2 separate regions of the Homo sapiens genome follow, and region 2 is linked to region 1. A link is a loop called in an ENCODE intact Hi-C map of the cell type or tissue named here. Cell type or tissue: CD4-positive, alpha-beta T cell. All regions are shown on one strand. Links, peaks and the distances in the headings refer to the core of each region. The heading gives the core; the rest is flanking DNA. Region 1 has its middle 7.8 kb from the start of TAAR9. Region 2 has its middle 5.4 kb from the start of VNN2.

Region 1 (2,921 bases), core at 131-2,630:
CTAAATTTAAAGGGGTATTATACAGGTTTTCCATAAACTGAACATTGGAATAAAAGCACAACAAGGTTCTCTTAGAGCACTGATCTCTTCAACAAAAATTTGTAAAGGGTTATTAAAGGTTTATGAAAATCTCACCTTATGGTCAAACTGATTAAAATAGGATAGATTTGTCTATAAGATGTTATTAAAAATTGGGGTTGACATTAATAGTACACTAATGCATGGGTGAAATTTGGCTTTCTCTCTTGAGTAAGACTTTCATAGAATATTAAAGACAAATGAAAGATTTTTGTTTGCCTTTTGAATAAACCACAGGAAAAAGAAGGAAAAGAAAAGAGACAGATTGTTTGGAAAGCTAAGTCTTCCCTCTATCAATGAGTAAAGGTTTTTGCCTTTTTTTTTTTTTTTTTGAGACGGCGTCTCGCTCTGTCGCCCAGGCTGGAGTGCAGTGGGGCGAACTCTGCTCACTGCAAACTCTGCCTCCTGGGTTCACGCCATTCTCCTGCCTCAGCCTCCCGAGTAGCTGGGACTACAGGCGCCTGCCATCATGCCCGGCTAATTTTTTTGTATTTTTTTTAGTAGAGACAGGGTTTCACCTTGTTAGCCAGGATGGTCTCGATCTCCTGACCTCGTGATCCGCCCGTCTTGGCCTTCCAAAGCGCTGGGATTACAGACGCGAGCGACGGCGCCCGGCCAGGTTTTTGCCTTTTTAAAGATTCCAGGTAATAATAGTGACCTGTGGTGACCTGGAATTCTATTTTGTAATAGCAAGTGTTTTAAACTTTTAACGTATCTGACAGGCTTCCTACAATCAAATTTCGGCTTCAAAATGGTCTTTTCTGACCTCTAACTTTGGGATGCAACAGAGAGCCCCTGAAGCATCCCAAAAGAGAGGTAAACAGGATTATTTGACATGTTGAGTTACATGGGAAGCATTGTCAAAATAAAAAAATATGTTTAACCCTCTTTAGGTTATATTTTAGTGAATGTTATTAATATATGTTCCAAGTTGAATGGAATGTCTAAAATTCTAAGATGTCCAAGTATATGCTGTCAATCATAATTATGGTTAAGTTATTGCAGACCACAGAAATAACCAAATTTCTTTGTCAATTTTGTCTTTATCACTAGTCATTTCCGCAGTTAATTGCTTAATGCTGATGCAGTTTCTGGAAACTTCGCAAGCATGGAAAAAAATCCGAGAATACGGTGTCTTTTAGGAGGTTCATGAAATGATGGAAAGGACCCTCAAAAGCACCTTTGAAAACAGGTTTGTTTTCTTTCTTTCTTTTTTTTTTTTTCGAGACTGAGACTCGCTCTGTTGCCCAGGCTCGAGCGCAGTGGCATGATCTCAGCTCACTGCAACCTCCACCTCCTGGGTTCTGCAGGGAAGGGAAAGAGTAGCGTAGAGAGTAGCCATACGTTAAAGTATTTGGCATGGGGATAATTTTAAAACAGATGTTTCCGTTTGGGGCATTTACCTGTTTAACTTTGGCGTCCCCTCATTTGATCAACCTAGTATTGTTCAGATTGACCGCTAGGGGGCAGCAGAGTATGGGAAAATAAGAGGGCCATAAACTAGACTGAAGCTGTTATCTTAAAAATAGTTCAGCAATAAAGAAATGCCCAGAAATAATGAGTAATATATCACAATCCCCTTTATATTTTTACCTACAACTTTAAAGATCTTATTTTCAATCATCATAATTTATAATATTATTAAGTAAATTATTTCTAAATTATGAATAAACTTTCCTCAAAAATTAGTATTTGAAGACACTTTTAAAAAAAGGTTAAGAAAACTATCATGACTTAATATTTCTTCTGATACTGATCAAGAAGTGGAAATTTTTTTTAAATTGTTGAAAAAAACCATTATATCATTTGAAGTCTGTAAGAATATTAATTAGATTTTGGTCTAGAAAGAATCTAATAATAGAAATTTCAGAACCATTACTATATGATATGGTTTGGCTGTATCCCCACCCAAATCTCGTCTTGAATTGTAGCTCCCATAATCCCCGTGTGTCATGGGAGGTACCTGGTGGGATATAATCGAATCATGGGGGGCAGGACTTTCCTGTGCTGTTCTCATGACAGTCAATAAGTCTCACGAGATCTGATGGTTTTATAAAGAGAAGTTCCCCTGCACACGGTCTCTCTTGCCTGCTGCCATGTAACACATCCCTTTGCTCTTTCTTCATCTTCCACTATGATTGTGAGGCCTCCCCAGCCATGTGGAACTGTGAGTCCGTTAAACTTTTTTCTTTTATAAATTAACCAGTCTTGGGTATGTCTTTATTAGCAGCATGAGAACAGAGTAATGCATTATACCTAACTTCTTCCATAAGTCATAAAGTAAAATACAGCATCTTGAACAATTTTGTTCAGGCCATAGTGCAGGATTGTAATTATTTGACTTGCATGTGACATGAGAAAAGCAATTTCATTACTTTACAATGATGTTTGGTAGATAACTGACACACAGAAGATTCATAATAAATAACCATTTCCTTAACTCTTAGTTCCCTGGGTGATTAATTGTGACATATAAGATTATGGCCCCCAAATAAATCTCTCTAGTCTTTTCAGCTCTACACAGATCTATCCATTTATTGGACAGTCCTCAATCTGATTGTTCAAAGGCATCTCAACATCAAAACGTGCCAACTGGAAATCTCCTCCTCTTCCATCCACTACCCAAGCTTTTTCCTCTACCAGCTTATATAGGCCAGAATGTAAGAAATGATCCTGGAATTTTCGTTTTTTCTCATCCACAACATCAAATCCATTTCCAGATTGTTTTAGGCAGAAACTTAATTTATTATAAAGGTTTCAGGAAGACCCCATAATTTACAGGAAGACATAAGAACCCAAGACCATGGGAACCCACCTGTTGTATCAGCATGACCTAGATGTGA
Region 2 (2,921 bases), core at 286-2,785, 230 kb after region 1:
GCTTTGCACCACTTCTTTGGACCTCTATTTCTCATCTAAAAGTTTAGGTAATCATACCTGCTCTATCTCCTAAAGATATGTGAAAGTCCTCTGTAAGACTACAACGCAGATGACAATAATTAACAAAAGTGAGTGACTATTTAGTAATATAATATCCTGACTGCTTAATATTATTTCATTGTTAGGCCCACAGAACTACTGTTGTTCAATTCAAATTCTAGTCTATTTGGATGACCGTGCTGAAGAACTGCTGGAATGAAATGGGGTTGACAGGGTACCTGGGCATCAACTCCTGATTCGTGCTAAACCCAGCGTGGTAGAAAAACTGCAGTGGGGTAGCAAAGGTGAAACAAGAAAACCAAGGAACTCAACCCCAGGAAGGAGAGGAGCTGCTCCAGGCTCTGACACTGGCTACTGGACTTCCTGTTCTGTCCCTTCTCCTGAATGCAAAATGACAAGTGAACTGAGAAACAAAGAATGGGAAATATCATGTATTATTATCAATGACATTCTCACAGGCAGCAAGGGTGACACGTCAAAATAAGAATAAGAAGCAACAATAGGCAGAAAAGCCAGGCTCCAGTGTTAAAACTGTTCCTCTTAATACTGTATACCAAAAAAGTACAATACTGTATCCAAAAAAAGTACTTAATGGCAAAGAAAAACGTTTCTGTCTCTACACCATTGGAGTATTACATATGGCTTTAGTGAGACTGAGTCAGGCCCTGTAAAAGGCAAGGTTGCCTTGAAAAGAACCAGCTTGAACTTTAACCATCTTTTGGGGCCAGGTCTCATTCAGATGAGGTAATCTTCCAGCTTTAGAGTTGGATGGGTGTTCAATGCTTCAGATAGCTAATGAACACAGCTGAAACCAGAGCAAATCTGAGAAGGTAATGATATATCACAGCCTTGGATTCTCTGAAAGCACTGCTAGATGGAAATGCTTGTGCAACATGAAATTGCCAATCATCACTGTTTTTGACCTAGCAAAAGTAATTTCACATGGTTCAACCAACATGTCTGTTTTCCTGTCTCAGAAACTTAGGGTTGAAGTTGCAGAAGTCCCTTTGAGTTAGTAGCATCCTCCCCTACTTTCCGACAGCTCCTGCTTCCTTAAAATAAAATATTAACAATATTAATCTCATAGGTCCACCCACTATGCCAGTCTATTAACCCTGCCAAAAGTTTCTTGCATTCACCAGCCGGTCCTTTTAAAAAATTAAAAATTCTCTTGACTGAATTAAAAGCTTTTGGTAAAGTCGGGATGACTGTCACCACAGAAATAAATCCACAGGAACTGGATCCAAGTCACTCGTTGATTTATGTAGGCAGTTGGAGAGACATGCGTTTGAAAGGGTATGGTAAGAAAATATCATGGAAATCGCAGACTTAAAAAAAAAAAAGATAGATTAAAAATAGAAAAGTTTATGTCTTATTGATCAATATGAGAATGTCACAGCAATCCACCAATAATGCCACTTGTTTATTTTCAGTGAGCAAGGAAGCAAAGAAAAAATAATGTTTGCAGCCCAAGGTAACTACTTACAGCTTTAGTCAAGGGGGAGCCTTCCACTCCTCTGGATCTCAGCTGCTTTCCTTTCCAAGGCCTGTGCTCCTCCAGTCACCCCTGGTGACTTCCTGTTTTGATTTCACTTTCTGGGTGGGCCGTACCCTTTGAGATGACAGACAGGAGTCCCAGCAGCTGCTGGTTCAAGGATGCTGCATCTTCAGTCAGACACCAGGAGAAAGAGTGTCTATTTTATTCTAGCCTGGCAATTCTGATTCCTGAGCTTTTCTTTCAAGGAGTTGTATGGGCCAGATGACACAGGCGAGGAGCATTGACACAATTTCTACTGAACCAAGCTCAGCAGAGGAACCACAGCAATAGAATCAGGAGATTCTCTAGCCTACAAAGCCTAAGTCGACTCTCATATTCATGTCATAGTCTTTCTCTTTAGCACATTATTCTTTTACTGTAAGACAGATCCCACTCCAGACTGTCCTTCAAATTAGAGAGAACTAAATTGTGTATGGTCCTGCATCTAGTTATGGAGAGCTTTTTTCTCACTGTAAGTTATAAGGGTCATGGTGGTATCTAATAATAATTAACATGGACATGGACTCTGGGGCCAGAATGCCTGGGATTGAGCCACTTCCTAGCTATGTGACTATGAGCAAGTTTTGTGCCCTCTCTGTGCCTCAGTTTCCTCTATCTGCACAATGGTGATACGTGCTGAATAATTTTTGCTATTATTACTATTGCTTCATTCCTACAAGATGGAGGCCCTATTACAAGAGCCATGCCCAAGGCAGCTTTTACCCAGGGTTTGGTGACATAACCACCTGTCCTTGGTTACTGTCTTGTTAAAAGAATGTCAATGTGTCTACTTCTTTATGTTTGCATTGTTCTGTCTGTCTCCACAAAGTCTTTCAAGTTTCCTTTCTTCCAGGTCAACCTGATCTGAATGGTTTCTCCTAAAATTATGAACTTAAATTCTGTTTCTACTTGCTAATCTTGATGGCATTCCCTCCATTTGTACCACAGATTCTCTTTCTGATAAAAAGCTTTCACTCCACCTATTTCATGCACCATTCTATTTTTTAAAAAACATGCTAAACAACCTGCTGTGTAACTGGATTACTCACACATTGCTGTTGGGAATGTAGGATGGTACAGCCACTCTAGAAAACAGCTTGGCAGCTCTCTGAAAAGTGAATCATGGCTCTACTCCTTTCCCTCTCTGGGTGGCAGCCAGGCATGGAGGCAGGGCAGGATCATAGCACCTCCTTTACCCTGCTTATCCTTCCTCTGGGGAAGGCTGACAGGACAGGAATTTAGAGGCTCCAGTAGGGGAAGAAATTCTTTATGAGCTGTTTCTTCAGTTTCTTGTAGGCTAAAACATTAACCACAGTGACTACAT

What was found. A loop is a pair of places that touch in the nucleus more often than their neighbours do. Peaks named below come from ENCODE experiments on the same cell type or tissue, not always from the same donor. Only the 100,000 strongest peaks of a DNase experiment are listed, where the experiment ranks them.
Region 2: it touches region 1 in a loop (5-fold over the local background); 43 of 110 quality-filtered maps call a loop at or near these places.

Annotation. Positions count from the first base shown.
Region 1 is chr6:132,529,039-132,531,959 of GRCh38, forward strand. No RefSeq gene overlaps it. Among named protein-coding and RNA genes, the nearest start is that of TAAR9, 7.8 kb to the right of the region's middle. In CD4-positive, alpha-beta T cell, for the core only: a CTCF peak has its summit at 1,526 (motif pointing right); a DNase peak (open chromatin) is centred at 1,553.
Region 2 is chr6:132,761,837-132,764,757 of GRCh38, forward strand. It overlaps a transcript of VNN2 not described here and the pseudogene RBM11P1. Among named protein-coding and RNA genes, the nearest start is that of VNN2, 5.4 kb to the left of the region's middle. RefSeq lists an enhancer at 1,534-1,633. In CD4-positive, alpha-beta T cell, for the core only: no CTCF peak of the experiment used is centred there; a DNase peak (open chromatin) is centred at 1,655; H3K4me3 peaks cover 1,510 bases.